2 separate regions of the Mus musculus genome follow, and region 2 is linked to region 1. Evidence: chromatin loops called from intact Hi-C (ENCODE). Cell type or tissue: heart. All regions are shown on one strand. Each heading gives the region's core, and the rest is flanking DNA. Links, peaks and the distances in the headings are about the cores only. Region 1 overlaps Mogat2 (monoacylglycerol O-acyltransferase 2). Region 2 overlaps Dgat2 (diacylglycerol O-acyltransferase 2).

Region 1 (10,466 bases), core at 746-8,745:
CTGGGGTTCGGCGGGGAGGGTTGGGAATGTGCTTGTTGTGCAAGCGTGAGAGCCTGAGTTGATTCCCCAAGCCCACGCACCAAGCTGGGTACGGCGGCACACTCCAGTAAGTCCAGCTCCGGGAAGACAGGGGGATCAGGGTACCCCTGCCAGTCATCCTGGCTGAGTCAGTGAGTGCCAGGGTCAGTGAAAAACTCTTGTCTCAAAACTAAGGTGGAGGGGTTAGGGATTTATGGCAGTGGTGGAGCCTTGCCTTGCAAATCTAAGGCCCTGGACTAGGTTCTCAGCTCCAGAGTGTGGGGGGTACGGGGGGAAGGGGGGAATGGAGGATGATAGAGAAAGACACATGACCTCTGACCTCTGGACTCAACATGTGCATGCTCACATGGGAACTGCACAGCCAAACAAGCATGCATATACACACATGCACACACATACACATACACACATAGGGCAGGCGGGGAGAAGAATGGAGAAAGACACAGAGAGGGGGAGAGAGAGGGGGAGAGAGACAATTTTTTGCAGTAAGGGTTTCTCTATGTAGCTGAGGTCTGAATTTGCAACCCTCCCGCCTTAGCCTCCAAGAGCTTTGATTGTAGGTGACCATTACAGCGGCTGCTGCCTATTTCTAGTGCAATTTTTTTTTTTTTTTTTTTTTTTTAGTTTTTCGAGACAGGGGTACTCTGTGTAGCCCTGGCTGTCCTGGAACTTGCTTTGTAGACCAGGCTGGCCTCGAACTCAGAAATCCGCTTGCCTCTGCTGGGATTAAAGGCGTGCGCCACCATGCCCGGCTCAGGGCAAAAATTTTAATGAAAAGCATAAATAAATAAAATCCAAGTCAACCTCCCTCCTTTCCTCCATATCTACTGCTTGGAGGAGGTTTCTGTCCCCTCCGGGTGTGGGGACATCTGTGCTGGCCTCTGTTCCTACTTATACTGGCACTGGATTCCAAGCCTCTACAACTGCTCTACAAACAAAGTAACAAAGTCATAAGCCCCCCCGTTTTTATTTGTAAATAATTTCATGGCATTTTAAAACAAATAACAAACATGCATTCAATCTAAGTATCTACTAATGGAGAAGCAACATGTATTAAATACACACAATGGAACGTTAATGGGGAAGGGAGGAATTCCTATTACCCCACGCTACAGTGTGCCTGGAGTCCTTAGAATCACAGTGAGCATGGGCGCCCCCCCCTCCAGCCCCCACCTAGGGAGGAGGTAGGGGGCAGTGTCTCCTGAGTATGGAGTTTCTGTAAAGAGTTCAGGCGACAGATGATGTCAATGGCTGAATAAAAAATGTACTTAATTGCACTGTACATTCACAATGGCATGGTGATACACTATACATTTTACTAGAACCAAAAACTTTAGAACAGGGCCAGGGGAGACAACTCAATGCAAATGTGAGGACCAGAGTTTGAATCCCTAGACCTTATGTAAACACTGAGTTGGCATGGCAGCCTGCCAGTAATTCCAGCCCTTAGAAGGCAGAGACGGGGGATACTGGATCATGGTTACTAGACTAGCATGTACTGGTTAGACTAGCATTTACTGGTGGGCTCTGGGTTCAAGTGAGAATAAGATGGAAACTGATAGGATAATGTGATGAGCAGCTGATGAAGATTCCCGGTCAGGGCCTGCGTGTGGCTCAGTGGTGTGGAGAGCATTCAACTAGCTGGTGTGGAACTGTGGGCTTGATTATGACACAGAAAGGGAAAACATCAGTGAACGGAAGAGATGTTGCACCAGTGAGGGTGAAGTAGTGTTCCATGGGAACGATGCTCCAGCAAATGGGGAGAGACCCAAGGATAGATAGAAAGTGGCCAGGAAAGAGGAGTGCCTCTTTTTCCTCTGGGATTCCCTATGGCAATCAGAAGGCAACCCATTCAACCCATGGCTCCATTTTTCAAGCACCTGCTGAATGTGTATGGCCTTCCTGGGGATGGGAGCAGTGAAGGTTGAGACATCTGGTGTAGTGGGGGATGGGAGGGATGACTTTAGACTGGGCCCCAAGCCAGTGTGGTATCTGAAGCACGGAAGTTGGTTTCCACTCAGTGGTGTGTGCCCGACAGGGGGCGCTGCAGGCACCAGGAGGGAGGTCACTGCAGATGCGGGGTGGGGGGCACAGTCATGGAAGAGCTAAGCTGGGGTTTTTACCTGCCTTGCTTGCAGCTCTAACTTTCCTGTTTCTCTCCCAGCCCAGCTCTGCATCGTCATCTTCGTAGGCCTCCTATTCACAAGGTTCTGGCTCTTCTCTGTCCTGTATGCCACCTGGTGGTACCTGGACTGGGACAAGCCGCGGCAGGGAGGCCGGCCCATCCAGTTCTTCAGACGCTTGGCCATATGGAAGTACATGAAGGATTATTTCCCTGTCTCTGTGAGTACTGGGCTTTGGGGGTCAAAGGGTCCTTGGGCTACTCATTTCTGTGGGGCCAGGAGGTCTGAGAAGCAGAAGGCTGGCTGGGAGGCAGGGGCCTGGACAAGGCTTATGAAAGAGCATTGCTTCTCTCTGGTTGTGGGACCAATATGGTCACTGAAGAGTAAATGTGGTTTGAAGGGGATGTGTGTGTCTTATAGGAGCAAAGCTAGCAGCAGCCCTGGTTTTGAGCCAGGTGACAAATAGTAGGTCTTAAGGAATCATCAACCCCACATTACAATAAACAGTTGGGTGTGACCTGACTCCCACAGCAAACTCTCTTACAGGCTTAATGTTTCTGTACTGGTATAGGACTGCCTCAGAGTCAATCCTGCCTTACCACAGGCAGGCTGAACATCCTTAGGCAAGGCTTGGCCCGTGCTGGCCTCAGTGTCCCTAAGAACCAACAAGCAGTGAGACATCTCCTACCGTGAGTGTCCTCAAATCTGGCATCTTTGGTTCATGACACTTTCAGGTCTCTGTGAACATGTGGCCTTGGACTTGAAGGTTGGTCCTGAGTGGAGCAGAGTTGGGCTCCTTTGATGGGATATGGGTAGACTGAACCCAGGAACTACAGGCAGTGCTGGCTTACTGATGGGATGAGATGGAGTGGGGATGCAGGCCAGGTGAGGTCAGTTAGAGCATGGCTTGTCATGATCCTCATCCAGATGTGCCACGTATTGGTGGTGCGACCTAAGCCGGGTTGCCCAGTCTCTCTGTGAATCTGTCCTGTCACACTTAAGATAGAGATAGCCGAGCATGGTGGGACACACCTTTAATTTCCAGCATTGGAAGGCAGAGGAAGGAAAAGCCTTATGAGTTTGAGGCCAACCTGATCTATATAGTAAGTTCCAGGATAGCCAGGGCTATGAAGAGAGACCCTGTCTCAAAAACAAACAAATAAACAAACAAACAAACAGGGGCTGGAGAGATGGCTGGAGAGAACCTAGGTGTAGTTCTTACAACCCACATGGCAGCTTACAATTGTCTAAACTCCTACTTGAGGGAATCTGACACCCTACACAGACAGACATACACGCAGGCAAAGCACCAATGCATATAAAACAAAAATAAATAAATAAATCATTAAAAAATGAAAAAGAATCCATGCAGTGGTGGCGTGTGCCTTTAATCCCAGCTCTCAGGAGGCAGAGGCAGAGGCAGAGGCAGAGGCAGAGGCAGAGGCAGAGGCAGAGGCAGAGGCAGAGGCAGAGGCAGAGGCAGAGGCAGAGGCAGAGGCAGAGGCAGAGGCAGAGGCAGAGGCAGAGGCAGAGGCAGATAGATCTTTGAATTCTGAGTTTGAGGTCTACAGAGTGAGTTCCAGGACAGCTAAGGATACACAGAGAAAGCATGTCTTCAAAAAACAAACAAACAAGATAGAGATGATGCCATGTTCCTTCCTGGACATGTGTATTCAAACAGTCTGTGAAGACAAAGCCCTTGGAGAATAGCTGGTCTCTCACCATGTCATTGAGTCAGTAGGACACTACCTGGAACTGACCAGTCTTCCCAGACTGACTTTTTTTTTTTTAAGATTTATTTCTTTATTATATGTAAGTACACTGCAGCTGTCTTCAGAAACCCCAGAAGAGGGTGTCAGATCTCATTAGGGATGGTTGTGAACCACCATGTGGTTGCTGGGATTTGAACTCAGGACCTTTGGAAGAGCAGTCAGTGCTCTTAACCGCTGAGCCACCTCTCCAGCCCCCAGCCTGACTTCTTCCTCTCCATGCAGAGTCCAGGACTCAAGTTCCCTGCTGGCCAAAGGGGAGCGGTGGGACCAACAGGCTCACAAAGGTTAAGCAACTTGCTTGTATCATGGGGACTCCAGTCAAGGATCACACCCTGTGCCCGTTTGAGAGTCCTGGGGCCCCATAAGGCTTGACAAAGGTTGAGTGACAGTGGTCATGCAGGAGCCCATAGCTTTCCAGTAAGCAGGGCCTCCAAGGAAAGGGGCTGGCAGGGAACAGGGAGGGGCTAGCAGAGACTGTCCATCAAGGGCATTGAACATTTTAGTGTCCAGTGTGAGGGAGCCTAGACTAACATGACAGTCACTTCCACTCCTCAGATTTGTTTATTCTTTAGGGGCCCCTCCCAGGATCTCAACACGAACAGCACAGCACAGCACTGCACAGCTTGTTGGAAGTCAAGAGCAACCATGGCATTTCTTGGGCAGAGTCCTAAGTCCTCACTCCAGGACCTCTGAACTCTGTGACTCTGAACCCTCTTCCTGCCTCGCCTCTCTCTAGGCTCTGTGCTGGGGAGGTCAGGGTTCTCTGGGGAGGTGTAAGAGGCATCAAAGGAAGCCTGCTTAGTTCTGGGCTCCGCTGAGTTTTGCAGATTCTGGCTCCGACTTCACTTTCCTTTTGGGAGCTATAGTCCTGAGCGCACCAGGAAAAAGAAAAGCCTTTCTGTAAAGGGCACGCAGCACAGGCAGAGGCCAGTTGCTCATCCAGAGGCCTCCTGAGCTGGATCTGGCTGTGCAGTGCGACCAAAGCAAAAGCTAGCCTGAGTAGTGGCTGAAGAGGATCAGGTCAGTGGAGGTTCCCAGAGGCCTCTGCTCAGAAGAGACATTTTCCAGACCTGGGTAGCCTAGGGCTCTAGAGGGCATCTATCTGCCTCTGCCCACTTGGTTTCCCAGCAGCAGGGCTGACAGAAGGGATAACAAGGATGTTCACCATCTTCCTGATCCTTCCTCAGCCAGGGGACTCTGTCTGATTTGTAAAAATTCTAGTTTCTCGTGTTGTTGTTGTTGTTGTTGTTTTTTTTTTTTTTTTTTTTTTTTTTTTTGCCTACCCCAGGCTTTGTGCCTAAGCTCCAGCCAGGGGCAGGCAATACCCGTGAGTGGCCAGCAGAGGGAGAGATGCTGGTCTCCTGGGATGTGCCTGGCCTAGGATTGGAGTGACCAGGAGTGCACTGTAGCTTGCAGACTTTATTTTCTACCAACTCCCTTCCCTTCTGGGTACTTTTCTTTTCAGCTCTGCTGCACACACACACACACACACACACACACACACACACACACACACACACACACACACCAAGCCTCTGCATTCCCCTTCCAGTGCAGTGAGTGGTCTTTTGATGACTTTCACGTCTTGATTATTTGTTACTATGATTTTACAAAATAGCTTCCAGGGGTGGAACTACCCAACAAAATCAGAACACTGCTCCTTTACTGACTCCCTAAGAGTTAATGGTGGGGCGTCAGGCAGTTCACGGAGAGGGGCTGTCCTCACCACATGGGAAAGGTGGGCCCAGGAGCTGGGTGTCCCCGTGGAGATTTCATCACCCAGAATAAACACTGTCTACACAGGCCAAGACCTTGGGAGGGACCAAGTTCTGTGGCCAGGACCCTGACCTGGGGTCAGGAAGTGCTGGGCACATCACACAGATCATTGAGTCAGCTCGGAGGGGTGCTGACCACCTCTCACCCCACTCCTGTCCCTGCCAGCAAGAAGCTTCCAGCAGGCTTTCTCAATCCCTGCTGAGAGCCGTGATAGATAAGCCCTTGTTTCCGACTGTTCTCACCCGTGGCAACTACCTACCAGGTACCAGCACCATCGTCTTCAGCCATGACAACTGAAAATGTCCATAGACAGACACCAGTGGGAGATGGCAAACTTGTTCCCCTTAGTGAGAACCACTGCCCCAGAACCTGTGTTCTGGGTCCTAAACTCCCCCCTCTGACTCATCCCTCCTTCTCTTTACTCTAAGTCCAACCAAGAGCCTTTCTTTCTCTACGTTCCGCTTGCTCCTCGTGCACCCTTCCTTGGGATAAAACCCATCTTTGCAACAGCCTGCAAGCTCCTGCAGCCTGAGCCCTTACCCACCCCTCTTTTCACTCTTGCTATCCCAGTTCCCCAGGTCACCAGTGCAGGGGGCATGACTGGAGCACACCCCCACTTCATTAACATCCACTGTCTTTCATTTGGGAGGGCTTTGCAATGCCCCGGGCTCAGCCTGGCTTTGTTCCCTCAGTAACTGTGTGAGTCAAAGCAAGGCCACGAGTCTCAGTTTCCTCCTCTGTGCACTGGGGCACGGATACCAACATTGCTCTCAGGGGTGACAATGGAGGACAAAGTGGGTTGGCGTGTGCCATACCTGGCACAAAGTCAGTGCTGCAGCTGTTCGTCCACTCTGACACTCTTTCCGGCTCCCAAGGCCTCGTACAGGCCTAATGTCTTCAAGTCTGTAATAGTCTCAATGGTATAAAACTTAAGGTATTTTATGGGCCATAAGAAATACACCTTCAGTGAGACATGTGAGGTATATACTGATTTCAAGATGGTGATGGGAGTATAGCTTAGAAATGAGGAACATGTCCATAAATGGCCTTGAGCTCCAGGCAGAGGACCTCACTGTGTGGCAGGAAGGTGGAGCAGAGAATTTAACTGAGACTCTGTGGAGGCCAAACCCACACCCGGGACATTGCAAGGGCAGATAAGATAGCTTTTTCTTCAACCATTCATCTGGCTGGATGGAGGATACAGGGAAGTTGCTTCAGGCCTTGCATACACACACGTGCCCACCCAACCAGCCACACATGCATGCGCACACATACATGTACACATCTGCATTCATTCATTCACACACACAAGGAATAGGCACTCACACTCAAGGCCAGCACCAGATCTACTGAACCAAACCCTGTTTTCCTGCCAAGTAATTTAGGTGCACAAGTAGGTCATGAACCACTTTCCCTGTATGAAAATCTCCGTCCACCTGCCCTGGAGTGCGTGAGGAGGCTGCCGATGCAGAGCCTGAGGGAGGTAACCTGGACTAAAGTTCCAAAGCTATTCCTGAGTGCCAAAGTTCCAAAGCCAGTCCTGCATGCTCTGTGTCCTGAAGCAAAGGCTTTCTGGCTCCCTCCTACGCTCTCAGCAAGAGATGGCAGGTCTTAGATCCAAGTCACCTCTGTGCTTCTAGGCAATTCTCTTATCGCCTCTGTACTCCGCTAGCTCACTTGTGCAATAGGCTAACACACTGCAGCCAGCCTCTAGGGCCCAGGTAAGTGCTGTAAGCTAGCTAGCTGTACAGGTGCTTTGTGTGTCTAAAAGAGCTAAGAAATCAGTGGACCCTGGAGCATGTGAGGCACAGAAGGGTTTGAGAAGGCACAGGGCACATACAGAGAGCCTGGACTAAGCTAGTGTGATAGAGCACTGTATGATGTTGGGGCCTTCTGTGCAGGCTTGGAGGCGGGTCTTACGATTTTTGGGATTTTTCCCTCAGAACTGAAAGAATGTTCATACATTTTCAGGGCCATGACGTTCATAACAGCCAAAGAGTAGAAAGTACTCAAGTGCTCCTCAGCTGATAAAGTAGCAGTCTGTCCATACAATGGAATATTATTTGCTCATAAAAATGGAGTGAAGTACAATCCGTAACAGGGCATGAAAGAAACCTAGAGACCTTGAACACATGCCAGTAAGTCCAAGAATCCAGTTATAAAGGTCACATGTGTGTGGTTTCCTGTATACATTGTCCAGGACAGGCAAACCCGGAAAGATGGAGAACAGATTGGCGGTTATCAGGGCAGCCGAGAAAGAAATGAGTCACGATGAAGTGGGCTCCCTTCTGGAGCCGGGAGTGTGCTTTGGGGTCAGTGGTGAGAATCCACAGCTGTTTCCAAGTGCACTTGACTCAACCATAGACTTTCAAAGACTGGGTACTATGGTGTGCAGGTGATACGGATACCCGAGGCGCTCCAAAGTCTAGCAACCTGGCTGACACCCAGCCCAGATTTCTCCGGACACCCACACTTTGCTTGGCCTTTCCCTGCTTTAGCAGAACTGAGGGGGCTTCAGAGAGACCGGTGGACTTCACCAACGCTCCTCTTCTTCCTCCTGGCAACCTGTAACAAGTCTGTCAGGCAAGCATTACCACCGCCCTGTTAACAGCTGAGGCATGGAGGAGGAGGGTCCGGCAGAATCCTGAGGTGAGCTTCTAGACTCCTAGCTTAGGATACTCTCTCTCACGAGCTCGGTGGAATCCAGGTGGTGTGTCAGGACAGGATTAGGGTCGGAGATGCCGTCATCCTGAGGAAGCCACATCAGCCTCTTCCGCTGGCTTCCTTCCTTCTTTCCCTCAGTCTGAGGGAAAGTCTTTCTGAGGCATCTCCTCTGTCCTGTCGTGTTGTGGAGACAGGATGCATAGGAGACATAGCCTCCAGTCTTCCCAGGGAACAGTGGCTGGGTAGCACAGAAGATACCAGTAGGAACCACCTGTGGGAAAGCTCAGACCAGCACTCAGTGGGACCACGGCCATCCTCCAGGGCATACACTTGCACGTGTGCACGTCAATACGTACGCAAATGTCAGTTCACAGGGTCCCCATGCTCGCCAGGATATTTCTCTCTATGCAAATGCTTTACTGTCATGGGTACAATTGTTCATTTGTGCATGTATTTATTTAAAGTAGTAATGTGTTCTTGTTCAAAATCCAGGAGGACAGAAAAGCAGGTATAAAAAGACTCCATTCTAGGGCCGAGGAGGTAAAGCACTTGCCTCACTTGAAAGCCTGAAAACTTGAATTTGATGCCCAGTACAAATGTAAAAATGCCAGGTGTAGTGGCCACCTGTAATCCTCTCACTGAGGGGGCAGAGACAGGGAGGATCCACAGGGTTCACTGGCTAGATAGTCTAGGACATACTCATCACCCCAGGTCCCATCCTTGGGAGCATCTCTGAGCATCAGTGTTTGGTGCAGTCATGCTCAGTGGCCGTGCCCTGCACTCACTGTCCTGCTCCTGGCTGCTCACTTGACATGTGATCTCAGCTTGTTTCATAATCCTCTCTGGCTGTAGTGTCCCTTGTGTGCCTCATTCCCGGTTTGTCCAGACAAGCCCTGTTGGTGGACATCTGTGTGGAGGACAAGTTTCTGATATTAACAAACACCGATTCTTCCATGAATGACATCGCTCAGATGGCGTTTGCCCAAAGTGCAAGCAATTCCATAGGCTAAACCCCTCAGCCGTGAGCTACTGGGATGCAAGATCCATTCTCTTTTGTTTTGCTTTCATAAATTTCCATTTGTTTTCATAGAGGGGCAGAATTTACATAGCAAGTGTTCCCACGTAAGGAATAAGGAATGACCACCTTATCCTGGGATAGTGCCTCTTCCAGTGGCAAAAGCCAGAGCTCTGACTCCACTGGGTTTCCAACATCTCCTAGGTCCCCTCTGCACTAGGGGAGGGGCTGGACTTCGTGTGGGAAGGCAACAGCCCCTCTGCCTGTGGCTCCTGCAATCCTTCTTGCAGTACCTGTGGTACTCTGGAGGGGCTTGGGGACCCTGTGTGGTAAGGGTTTTCATAGGTCAAGTCAAGATCAAGGACAGGAGAATTGGGAGCTCTAATGCCTGGATGGGCAGACAGGCTCAGGACCCCGTGTTTACTCCCAGACTGCTGAGGCCAGCTGTGGCCCTAGAGGCAGCAAGAAGAATCCTCAGGGAGACTGCTACTGTGGGAGTTTCAGCTTGCTGACAGGATAGCTGTTCACTTGGCAAAGCTTAGTCTGTGGAAAGTACTGCCTCTCTCCCAGGGGGTGCAAAGTCCATGCTGCTGGTCCTAACAGGAGGCCTCCTGCCCAGGGATCAGCCAGGGGGCTGTGACCTGCTCACTACTCCCATGACTGTGGCTCCCAGAGCAAGGGGCAAACAGGTTCCTGGCAGTGAGAAAGGACTGCTCCCACCTGTAACATGGCCTCCAGCAGTGATCTTTGAATGTAGATAGCACCCAGGCAGAGCAGTGTGTGTGTGTGTGTGTGTGTGTGTGTGTGTGTTTGCCTGCCTGCCTGTCTGTCTTTCTGTCTCTGTCTGTCTGTCTGTCTGTGCCTGTGTCTCTATGTGTCTGTGCATGTCATGGCCCACCAATGGAGATCAGAGAACAACCTAAGGAGTCAGTCCTTGCCTTTCTCCTATTTTGTGACAGTCTCTGTTGTTTCCTCCCTGTACTTTCTTTTGTCTTTTGAGTGAGGTTAAGATGGGGTGATGCCTGCATCGTGGCGCCCCCATGTGGCCCTCATATCCTTCACTTCTGTCTTAGCTAC
Region 2 (10,466 bases), core at 1,610-9,609, 79 kb after region 1:
GCGTGCAGCTGTAAGAGAAAGAGCTATAGGATTGGTCTGCTGCTCTACTCAATAGTGTGCCCACCCAGGAAACATCTCCTACCCTGCCGGCTGCGAATTCTTAGCAGAGAAGAGGGGGGAGGAGCCAGGTGTCGTTGTGTGTGCATGCAATCCTAGTATGGAGGACAGAGACAGAACTGGTGCAGGTTTGGGGCCAGTCTGCTCTCCATCACAAGTTCCAGGCCAGCCAGGGCTACATAGTGAAGCCCTGGCTCAACATAAAATAAAAACTGCCTAACAAGAGTTCTAAAAACAAGGTATTGATTCTTCTGAGGAACAGAAAGAAGAGTAAACAAACATAGACCCGTGGGACCTAAGGGGACAACTAGCAGTGAGTGTTTGCTTTTGAGGACAAGTCAGAGCATTCAGAAAATCAAGGATCAGGGCTGTGGGGGTGTGTGCGTGCATGTGGGTGTGGGTTTAAGCTCCTAAGCCTGAGATCTCATGGGCACGTGTGGCTCTGAAGAGTGGACTGGAATGTCCAAAGGTCAGGCAGTACCCACGTATTGAGGGTGGGCATTTTTGCCTGTGCTCCTCGCAGGGCTGCTCGTCTTGCAGGGGTGGGGTGGGGTGGGGGTACAGTGGAGTGGCTGAGGGGCCGGGACTTGAGCCAGTGCAGCCTCCTCAGCTGCAGGGTGGGAAGCTGCTGCGGGGCAGTTGGAGGGGAGCTCCGGGCACTCTTCACTCACTCTGGTGTCCCCTGATAAGATTTCAGGGCTAACCTTTTGGTGTTGGGTTACCAAAGGGGACTTAGCCCTGGGAGAAGACTTAGCCCTGCTCTCAGCCGTCACTAGTTGCCTGTGGTTCTTAGTCTAGGAGCACCACCCCCAAGAGTGCCCTTCTGGGCTGGCGTGTCTCACTCTGGCCATTGTTCAGGTCTGGTTCATATTGTTGAAATATCGTGGGGTTAGCTTCCCTGTCGTTTCTAGGGGACCAACTCCCTCAGCCGACTTCCCGGTCCTCTGGCTCTCACAGTCTTTCTGTCTCCTCTTCTGAGATGCTGTCCAGCTCTGGGTGTGGGGGTTCTATTGTAGACCTGTGCGTTAGGGCTGAGCTCCCCTGGATGAGATTTTGACCAGTTGTGGCTTTCTGTAATCACCTCTGCCTGCTGGGAAGAGAAGCTGCTTAGATGAGAGTGAGATCTGCACGCATCTACAGCTTTAAGGGATCCCGGGAGCTGTTAGGTCCAGGGGAGAACAAAGGTTAGGATGGGCCAAAAGCAGAAGCCAGGAGGCCAGCCTGGGGCTTCAGGAGCCTTGGCTGAAGCTGTGGCGGTGGGGAGGGGTGTGTATGCGTCAGGGAGAAGAGTCTGAACAGTGCTGCTGGACTGTGGGCTGGGCTGGGCTGGGCTGTGGGCTGGGCTGGGCTGGGCTGTGGGCTGGGGTGGGCTGGACTGTGGGCTGGGGTGGGCTGGACTGTGGGCTGGGCTGTGGGCTGGGCTGTGGGCTGGGCTGTGGGCTGGGCTGTGGGCTGGGCTGTGGGCTGGGCTGGGCTGGGCTGTGGGCTGGGGTGGGCTGGGCTGTGGGCTGGGCTGGGCTGGGCTGTGGGCTGGGGTGGGCTGGGCTGTGGGCTGGGGTGGGCTGGGCTGTGGGCTGGGGTGGGCTGGACTGTGGGCTGGGGTGGGCTGGGCTGTGGGCTGGGCTGTGGGCTGGGCTGTGGGCTGGGCTGTGGGCTGGGCTGTGGGCTGGGCTGGGCTGGGCTGGGCTGGGCTGGGCTGGGCTGGGCTGTGGGCTGGGGTGGGCTGGACTGTGGGCTGGGCTGGGCTGGGCTGGGCTTGAACATGTTGCAGGATGAGGCAAAGAAGGAAAGCTCTGTGAGACAGATGTTGGGTGGCAGATGGGGAAACTGAGGCTCTGAGAGGTGGCGGGGTTTGTCCTGAGTGAAGCCAAAGCTAAGCTTGTGGTCCACACCTTACTCGGGAACTCATGGCAGAGTGTGGAGCTAGGCTTCACCCGGGCTCAGAGGCCACACTCTCGGGTGGGGTCTTTCCCATGCTGCCCGTAGCACAGGGTCACCTCCCACTGGGCACCCAGGAATGGGCCACTCGGTGACGCTGACTGACAGATCCTCTGTCCCTCTTCTGCAGTGGGGGAGCCCATCACTGTCCCCAAGCTGGAGCACCCGACCCAGAAAGACATCGACCTGTACCATGCCATGTACATGGAGGCCCTGGTGAAGCTCTTTGACAATCACAAGACCAAATTTGGCCTTCCAGAGACTGAGGTGCTGGAGGTGAACTGACCCAGCCCTCGCGTGCCAGCTCCTGGGAGGGACGACTGCAGATCCTTTTCTACCGAGTTCTTGAGTGCATTTTGTTCTGTAAATTTGGAAGCGTCATGGGTGTCTGTGGGTTATTTAAAAGAAATTATAATTTGTTAAACCATTGCAATGTTAGATGTTTTTTAAGAAGGGAAGAGTCAGTATTTTAAGCTCACTTCTAGTGTGTCCTGCTCAAGGTGGAGGCTGATATTTATGGGCCTTGGTGGTTTCTTACCCACCCCTTCTAGCGTTCCCCAGACGACAGACACTTGGCCCTGGCTAGCTGGGCAAGGGCAGTCCTTAGTGACTCCAGGGATTCTTGAGAGGCAGAGGCCATGTCCCACCCGTGGCTGCAGGTCGGGTTCCTCGTACCAAGGGGAGGCTGAGGGCACAGCTGGCCCCACTTGGGGAGGGTAGATAACATCTGGACTGCCCGGCTTGGGTCTCTGCTCCTCACCCTAGCCCTCTTCTCCAATCTGAGCCTACCCTGGCCTCCTGTCTCCTGGCTAGGGACACGGCTGTCCCACAGGTGCCGTCTTGGGTTATCTCGCTGCTGTTGGCTGGTTTCACTCTGGAGGTTGGCACCATGGACACAGCTCAGCGTTGCTCTGGCGCATATCCTCCTGAGCCACACCCCAAGTCTGGTGTGAGGAAGGGCTTCTCTTCTCTTCACAGAGGTGCCTGGCTTCCTGTGCAGCACACTGGGTCCAGGACAGGAGGCCCCCCCCCCAAACCAAGCCTCACGTGTGTGCCTTTATGAGGCGTTGGGAGAAAGCTACCCTCCTGTGTATTCTGTTTTCTCCATGAGATTGTTGTGCCATGTCACACTTTTGTATATTCCTAGACTAATAAATGGAAACAAGAACAGCCTGTGAGTTGTTGCTTAATGCTGTACGTACACACTACCCATCCTATTGCACAGGACAAACCACAGAATCCCTTCAGTAGCCCTCAACCTTGGGCTTTTATGGGCTGGGTAACAACTGGCTTCAAGATTTAGTGGCTACAAGGGTGGAAAGATGGCTCAGTGGTTAAGAAGGTTGGCTGCTTTTAGGACCTTTGTTTAATTTCTTTTCTTTTTTTTTTTGTTTTTTTGTTTTTTGTTTTTTGTTTTTTGAGAAAGGGTTTCTCTGTATAGCTCTGGCTGTCCTGGAACTCACTTTGTAGACCAGGCTGGCCTCGAACTCAGAAATCCGCCTGTCTCTGCCTCCCAAGTGCTGGGATTAAAGGCACGCTCTACCACCGCCCGGCTCTTCGTTTAATTTCTAATAGCCACATGGTAGCTTACAACTCTCTGTAACTCCAGTTCTAGGGTATTTGTTATCCTCTGTGGGCACAAGGCAGATAGTGGTGTAACAGGCATGTGCAGGCAAAATACCCATACATACAAGGTTTTTAAAGTGTGACTTTAAGCATTTGCTCCACTGTCGTAAGCCAGGCACTGGTACTTTACTTTGAGCCTCTGTTTGCTGGTGTTGCTCAGTGCTAACAGCATCCTGAGCCTGAGTAAGGGAGAGCTGCTTCCTGCTGTTGATGTGGGTGACGTGACGACAGGAGTCCCCCCCCCCCCCCTTACTGTTAGCGGAGGCCACCCGTAGCTCCTTGCCCTGTATACCTTTCCACAGGGTAGCTCACAGCTGAGCAGCGAGAGGAGCCAGTGCACAGGGAAGAGCAAAAGCCACAGCCCTGTGTAACTGACCTTGGGAATGGTGTCTTAGCCTTGCTTTCATTAGACTCGAGGAGGTGAATTTGGAGAGGCAAGGGCCGGGTAGCCTCATTGTAAGCTCACACACAGCATGTGTGAGCAGGTCCTAGAACAGCAGAGCCGGAAGGCTCCTGTGCCCTTTGCTTAGTCTCAGCTACACTAAAGAGGTGGGGACCAGGCTGATGTCACCTGATGCGTGTGTGGTTACAGGTTTTAGAAGGTGTCACCTGCTTGTTCTTATTCATTCAGTTTGGTGACTACTCAGCAGCCAGAAACCCACCCAGTTCGACCACAGACCTCATTCCAACCTCCTCACTGTCAGCATACCCATCCCACAGCCTGTTTGCCATTCCTCCACCTCAGGACATCTCCCCTGCCTGAAGCTGTTAGTGGGCCGCAGAGACCGTGGGAACAAGGGACAACACTGAGGGCTGTGACAGTCTCTGTAGCCCTACCTGGAGCTTCACTGAAGATGTTAGGACTAAGAGGTGGGGTGGGGGGAGCTGGGTAGGTAGAGTAGCGGGTGCAAAGATGGAGAGGGCCACACCGCACTGCTGCTTGCCCACATCCAGCGCCTATGGATGCAACTGGGTCTGTGAGGCTTGGTTGGTTGGTTGGTTGGTTGGTTTTTTTTTTTTGAGGGCAGGGAGTTCCACATTCCAGGCGACAGGGGCTAGAGAGCAGGAGGCCTCTGCTGACTTCAGTTACATTAGGCAGTCCTCAGGAGCCTGGAAGCTCAGGCCAGAAAACAGCCATTTCCTTCTGGTGGAGGCAAGGCCAGTTTTCTCGTGAGAACCTCAAGTCCACACCAAGTTCCTAGTCTCAGTCTGCAATTAACCGGACAATAGATACAAAGGCCTCTGGCTCCAGGCTCAGGCCTAGCCTTAAGCAAGTATGCACCAGTGGTGGAAGGGCATTCCTAAGGATTAGATTTCTTACCAGCAAGTGCCTACTGTGTACTGGGAAACTCAGCTACCTCAGTGTGGATAGTCCCAGTAGGGGTTCCCGTACATCAGGCAGCAGCGTGCCCAGAGCTGAAGCCAGCTCTGATCTTTTGCTATAGTTAGGGGTCCCTAGCTGCATGCTGGGAGGTTTGCTGTGCTAGAAGGAACTACCTTATTAGAAGGTCCTCTGCTGTCCATGGAGAATGGGGGTTGCAGGCTTGGCCTTCTGAAGAAGAGTCATTTCTAGCTCAGCCACAAGGGGGCGCTGAGAATGGTTCCACCGCAAATGTGACAGGGTTGTCTGAAGGCCTCACAGCCACAGCCACAAGAGGGCACCGAGAATGGTTCCACAGCAAATGTGACAGGGTTGTCTGAAGGCCTCACAGCCACAGCCACAAGAGGGCGCCGAGAATGGTTCCACAGCAAATGTGATAGGGTTGTCTGAAGGCCTCACAGCCACAAGGGGGCGCCGAAAATGGTTCCACAGCAAATGTGACAGGGTTGTCTGACTGCCTCACATTTTGACAAGAATCTAGCTCTGTCCTAAGCTAGAAGTTAGAGATTAATGGATTTAGAGGACTAGACAGAAACTTAGCCACCACATTAAGGTCATAGGGCAAAAACCCACTCATCTTTCTAAAAGATCCCGTTCTATTTCCCCACGGTTCTGAGAATTGAATTATTTCCTTTTTTATCCCTAAAATCATAGATTACTGTTGATGGACTGTCATGCGTGTGTCATGGCAGACGCCGTCAGCACCAGCCTGTAAGTGTCTCAGCCTCTGCACCTGTAAAATGCACAGACCTCGTTTTAGGAACAACGAGAACTAAGAATGTTCACCCCAGGGCTTAGCCTAGAGGCCCTATCCAGAAAACGGTTGCTGTGATTTTAAATTAACTTTGTCATCGAAGCACAGCAAGAGTTACAGGCAGCCAATGTACCAAAAAATGAAAAGAAATCCAATATATTAAATAGAATATGAAATGTAGGATTTGTAACACAAAGTTAGACTGCTTTAGAAGTTGAGCTCACAGCCTGGTGGTGGTGGCAGCGGCAGCGACTGCTACGGTGGTGGCAGCACACAGTTTTAATTCCAGCACTTAGGAGGCAGGGGCAGGCAGATCTCTGAGTCCCAGCCAGCCTGGTCTACAGAGTGAGTTCCAGGATGGCCAGGGCCACACAGAAACCATGTCTCAAAAAAAACCAAACCAAACCAAACCAAACCAAACCAAACCCTGAAGTTGAGCTTAGTACCACAGCCTGACCTTTCTAACCTCACGAGCTGTTGCTAGGACACAAAACTGCTTATCACCATTGTCTGCCACACACCATACAAGTTAATAGTCTTAAAAGCTAAGTCTTTTTTTTTTCTATCATTACTTTTGTTGTTGTTGTTGTTTGAGACAGGGTTTCTCTGTGTAGCCCTGGTTGTCCTGGAACTCACTCTGTAGACCAGGTTGGCCTCGAACTCAGAGAACCACCTGCCTCTGCTTCCCAAGTGCTGGGATTAAAGGCCTGCGCCACCACTGCCTGGCAAAATCTAAGTCTTGCTAGACATGGCAGTCTTTGCATTAATTCCAGCACTGGGCAGTGTGAGCAAGGGGATCAAGAGTTCAGGGTCACCCTCTATCTACTACACATGGCTGACAGAGAAATCCCTTTCTCCCAGCTGCGAAACTCCCTTGCTATGTTAAGTTGATCAACATTAAATCTTACTGAGCCAAATACGATGAAAAGGATAAAGCCTGCTTTCATTTTGTTCTTGGAAGTTATAAGATGAGCAGGAGATTTTTAAAGAGGGAATCTCACAAGGAAGCTGCAAATACAAAGGAGTGAGCGAGGCGGGTACGGGCGCTCGCTCTGCAACCTAAGCAGATCGCGATCTAGGGGCTGGGGGCATAGCTCACACTGAGGGTTCACCTCTCCTGCCTAGCGTCCTGGCTTTAGTCTTGTCTCCCCCATTGCAGAAACGGAAAAGTGTAGGCATAATAAAGCCAGGAAGACTGGGGAATTCACATAGAACCATCACTACCATCCAGTCCTCAGGCCTGACTCAAATGTCATCTGTTTGTATTTTGAGACTTAGGTCTCTATAGCTCTGGCTGTCTTGGAACTCACCAGGTAGACAAGTCTGGCCTGGAACTCACAGGAGTCTGGGATTAAAGGTGTGTACCACCAGGGCTAGCATCCTTTTTCTTAATGTTTGTTACAGCAAATGGATCAGGTTCAAGGCGACGAGTTACTTAATTCTTCCTTTTCCCAACACAGTTGCTCTATTTTTTTTTTTTTTCTTGCTGGTTGTGGACAGTGTAGATTGAACACAAGGCAGGGTCCCTAGAATCCCCTTCGGTTCAGTAGCTAAGGATTCCAGTGCATACCTCCAGGCCTGGCTGCACCTCCTCTGGCTTGGATTTTGCCCCCTTGCTCTAGGCAGTCAGCTACCTGACACCTTTCTTACCCACTCTGGTTCCAGCCTGTGTGCCAGGGTCACCCCCCCCCCCCCATGAGCAAACCCTCCTTATCATCCCTGGTTCTGCCTCTCTCCTCTGGGCCCTTCTCTCACTGATGCTGTATTGTTCATGGGTTCGACCTTGGGCTCCTGTCTTGGGTCAGGTTTTTTTTTTTTTTTTTTTAGAAGAAGAAAAAGGGGAAGAGCTGCCTAGGGAGTTTTGCCTTTGGTATTTTTGTTGCTGGTGGGAGTGAGGTTCTTACTGTCTGCTGAAATTCAAAGTTCTAAATAATATATTCTTTTTTATAAAGATTCTAAAAATAATTTTTTTATTTTTAGCTATTTTCTTTTAATGTTTTGCCTGTGTGTATCTCTGTGTGAGGGTGTTGGTTCACCTGGAACTGGAGTAACACAGCTGTGAGCTGGCATGTGGGTTCTGAAAATTGAACCCAGGTCCTCCGGAAGAGCAGCCAGTGCTCTTAACCTCTGAGCCATCTCTCCTGCCCGAGTTTTGATTGTATGTGTACGAGTGTTTTGCCTGCATGTATGTAAGTGTGTACTGTGCACATGCCTGGTGCCTGTGGAGGTCAGAAGAGGTTGCAAGGGCTTCTCGAACTGGAATTACAGATGGTAGGAAGCTGTCATGTGGAGGGTCTGAATCAAACCTAGGTCCCCCCAGAAGGGCAGCCAGTGCTCCTCATTGTGGGCCCATCTCTCCAGCTCCTGAGCTTGGATCGGTATGACCAAGTCTCACTCTGTCCCTCATGCTGGTATGGAACTCACTCTGGACACCTAACCGACCTCAAGTTCTTGTCTCCTGGCTGTTTTTGCAGTGGACAATTGTCAGTAACTCCAGTCCCAGGGGATCTGATGCCCTCTTCTAGCCTCTATAGGCACCAGGCATGAACATAGTTTACATACATACATACATGCAGGAAAACATATATTAAATTATTTAATTTAAAAAATGCAGGTCTAGACTGATCTTGGACTTTAGACCTCTAGGTTAGTCTTCTAATCACTATGTTATATATCCAGGCTTTTCCTACAGCCAAGATAGTGTTCTCCCCCACATACAAACACTGCACCTCTACTCCCCCCCCACCCTTTTTTGAGATAGTCTAGTTTTGAATTGATTCCACCTGCCTCTCTACCTTGCACGTGCCAGGAATACAGACCTGCACCACCATGCTATCTCAGCATGTCAGAAATTATAATTGTATATCTGTGAATGCACACTCGTGTGTGTGTGTGTGTGTGTGTGTGTGTGTGTGTGTGTGTGTTTGTGTGTGGGCATGCGCATGCCTGGAGGATCAGGAACAGGCTCTCTCCTACCATCTGGGCTAAGGGGATAGAGCTCAGGTGGTTGGGCTTGCTGGCAGTGACCTTTACCACTGAGCCATCTCACTGATGCTCAGAGTAACATGTCCAAGACATCAATCAGATCACGCCACTCCCTTATTTAAACCCTTCAACCATTGTCTGCTTCAAAGATATGCCAACCAGTGGTATGGTGGCCTGCAACACTCAGAGGACTGCCCCTGACAGATCTCTAGCTTCATCCCCTGCAGTCGAGTGGCCAGGTCATGGGGTCTGCAGTGCTAAGATGGAGTGGCCTCTGCCTCATGAAACTACATATAGGAGCACTGTAAACTAGAGCGCCACAAGTCCAGTTTCACTTTGAGTTTTGACATGCTTGTTCTTTAAGAACTGACCCTCCTTCTCCCGCTTCTCCTCAGCATGGTGCTCCCCACCCATTGCACCTGGCCGTCGTCTCCTTAGTTCTGTGGTTCGTGCCACATCTCCAAGCTGCTGCTCCTGTTCCTTTGGCCGATACCCCTCCCCTTGCTCTCACCAACCTCTGCACAGCTGACCCCTCTGTGCCCTTCTGGCCTCCCCATGAAAGCCCATTCCTAGGGTCTGTCCCCTCTGGACACCTCTTGCTGGATCTGAGCTGGGGTTCTCCATGCCTTACAGTGTAGTATTTGTTGTTTCTCTGGCTTGCCGCATGTCCCCAAGCTCCTGTGCACACATCAGCGCATTTATAGTCAGGACTGTGAAACTATAGGGATTGGAGCAAGCACAAGACTCTGCCTGTGTGGCAGACAAAACTTTCTGTGTGACCTTGGCAAGTTCGCTTCCTCTCTGTGGATCTGGAGAAACTCCATTTGGAGAGACGTGGAGTGGAGGTGTTTTAGCTTGGCTCTGGAATTCCCAGAGTCCCATGTGTTGAGGGCTGCTCCTCAGGGCGTGGGGGAGGAGGTTAGGAGGTAGGGCCTAGTGAGGGAAGTTAGGGCACTGGGGGATGGAACCTTGAGACACATTTAGGAACCACGATCTTTCTCATTTCCCTTTCTTAAGTGTCTTGGCGGTCATGAAGGGAACGAGCTTCCTCTGTCACACACACACCTGCCTTGATGCACTGCAGCTGCCACGGGCCCAAATAACAGGGCTGAAAGCTGGGGCAGAACAACCTCTTTCTGGTATTAAATTGATTGTCCTCAGGTATTTGGACACAATGATGAGCTAACATGTGTGGTCCTTGTATGACTCTCCCAACATTCAAGCATCTATCCATGCTCAGTGACTTTATCCTGCCATGTACTCAGTAATGCTTGTGAAGCCCCCCCCCCCCCCACAGGGTCTGGATGCTAGGGATTCAGATAAAGAGATATCAAAAACAGAGGTTTGGGGCTGGAGAGATGGCTCAGTGGTTAAGAGCACTGACTGCTCTTCCAGAGGTCCTGAGTTCAAATCCCAGCAACCATATGGTGGCTCACAATCATCTGTAATGAGATCTGATGCCCTCTTCTAGTATGTCTGAAGACAACTATAGTGTACTTGTATATAATAAATAAATACATCTTAAAAACAAACAAACAAACAAACCAGAGGTTTACACAGAGTGTATAACTGAACACATGGATATACTGATGAAGACATGTGAGAAAGCCATGAGGGAGCCCAGAGGAGGTAGCCATCAGCTCGGATCCAATCGGGAACGGAATTGGAAGGGAAAAGAGGAGACGTGCTATGCAGGGGCCTGCCCCTCAGGCAGGCTTGGTTTGT

The links. Peaks named below come from ENCODE experiments on the same cell type or tissue, not always from the same donor. Only the 100,000 strongest peaks of a DNase experiment are listed, where the experiment ranks them.
Region 2: it touches region 1 in a loop (5-fold over the local background); 8 of 42 quality-filtered maps call a loop at or near these places.

The regions. Positions count from the first base shown.
Region 1 is chr7:99,224,374-99,234,839 of GRCm38, reverse strand. Mogat2 (monoacylglycerol O-acyltransferase 2) reads left to right here. Exons shown (of 6, transcript NM_177448.4): 2 at 2,204-2,382. Among named protein-coding and RNA genes, the nearest start is that of Mogat2, 9.0 kb to the left of the region's middle. In heart, for the core only: CTCF peaks have their summits at 2,077 (motif pointing right) and 5,266 (motif pointing right); no DNase peak of the experiment used is centred there; H3K27ac peaks cover 695 bases.
Region 2 is chr7:99,146,360-99,156,825 of GRCm38, reverse strand. It overlaps Dgat2 (diacylglycerol O-acyltransferase 2), which reads left to right. Exons shown (of 8, transcript NM_026384.3): 8 at 2,126-3,163. The coding sequence ends at 2,280. Among named protein-coding and RNA genes, the nearest start is that of Uvrag, 10 kb to the right of the region's middle. In heart, for the core only: no CTCF peak of the experiment used is centred there; DNase peaks (open chromatin) are centred at 2,035, 2,787 and 5,305.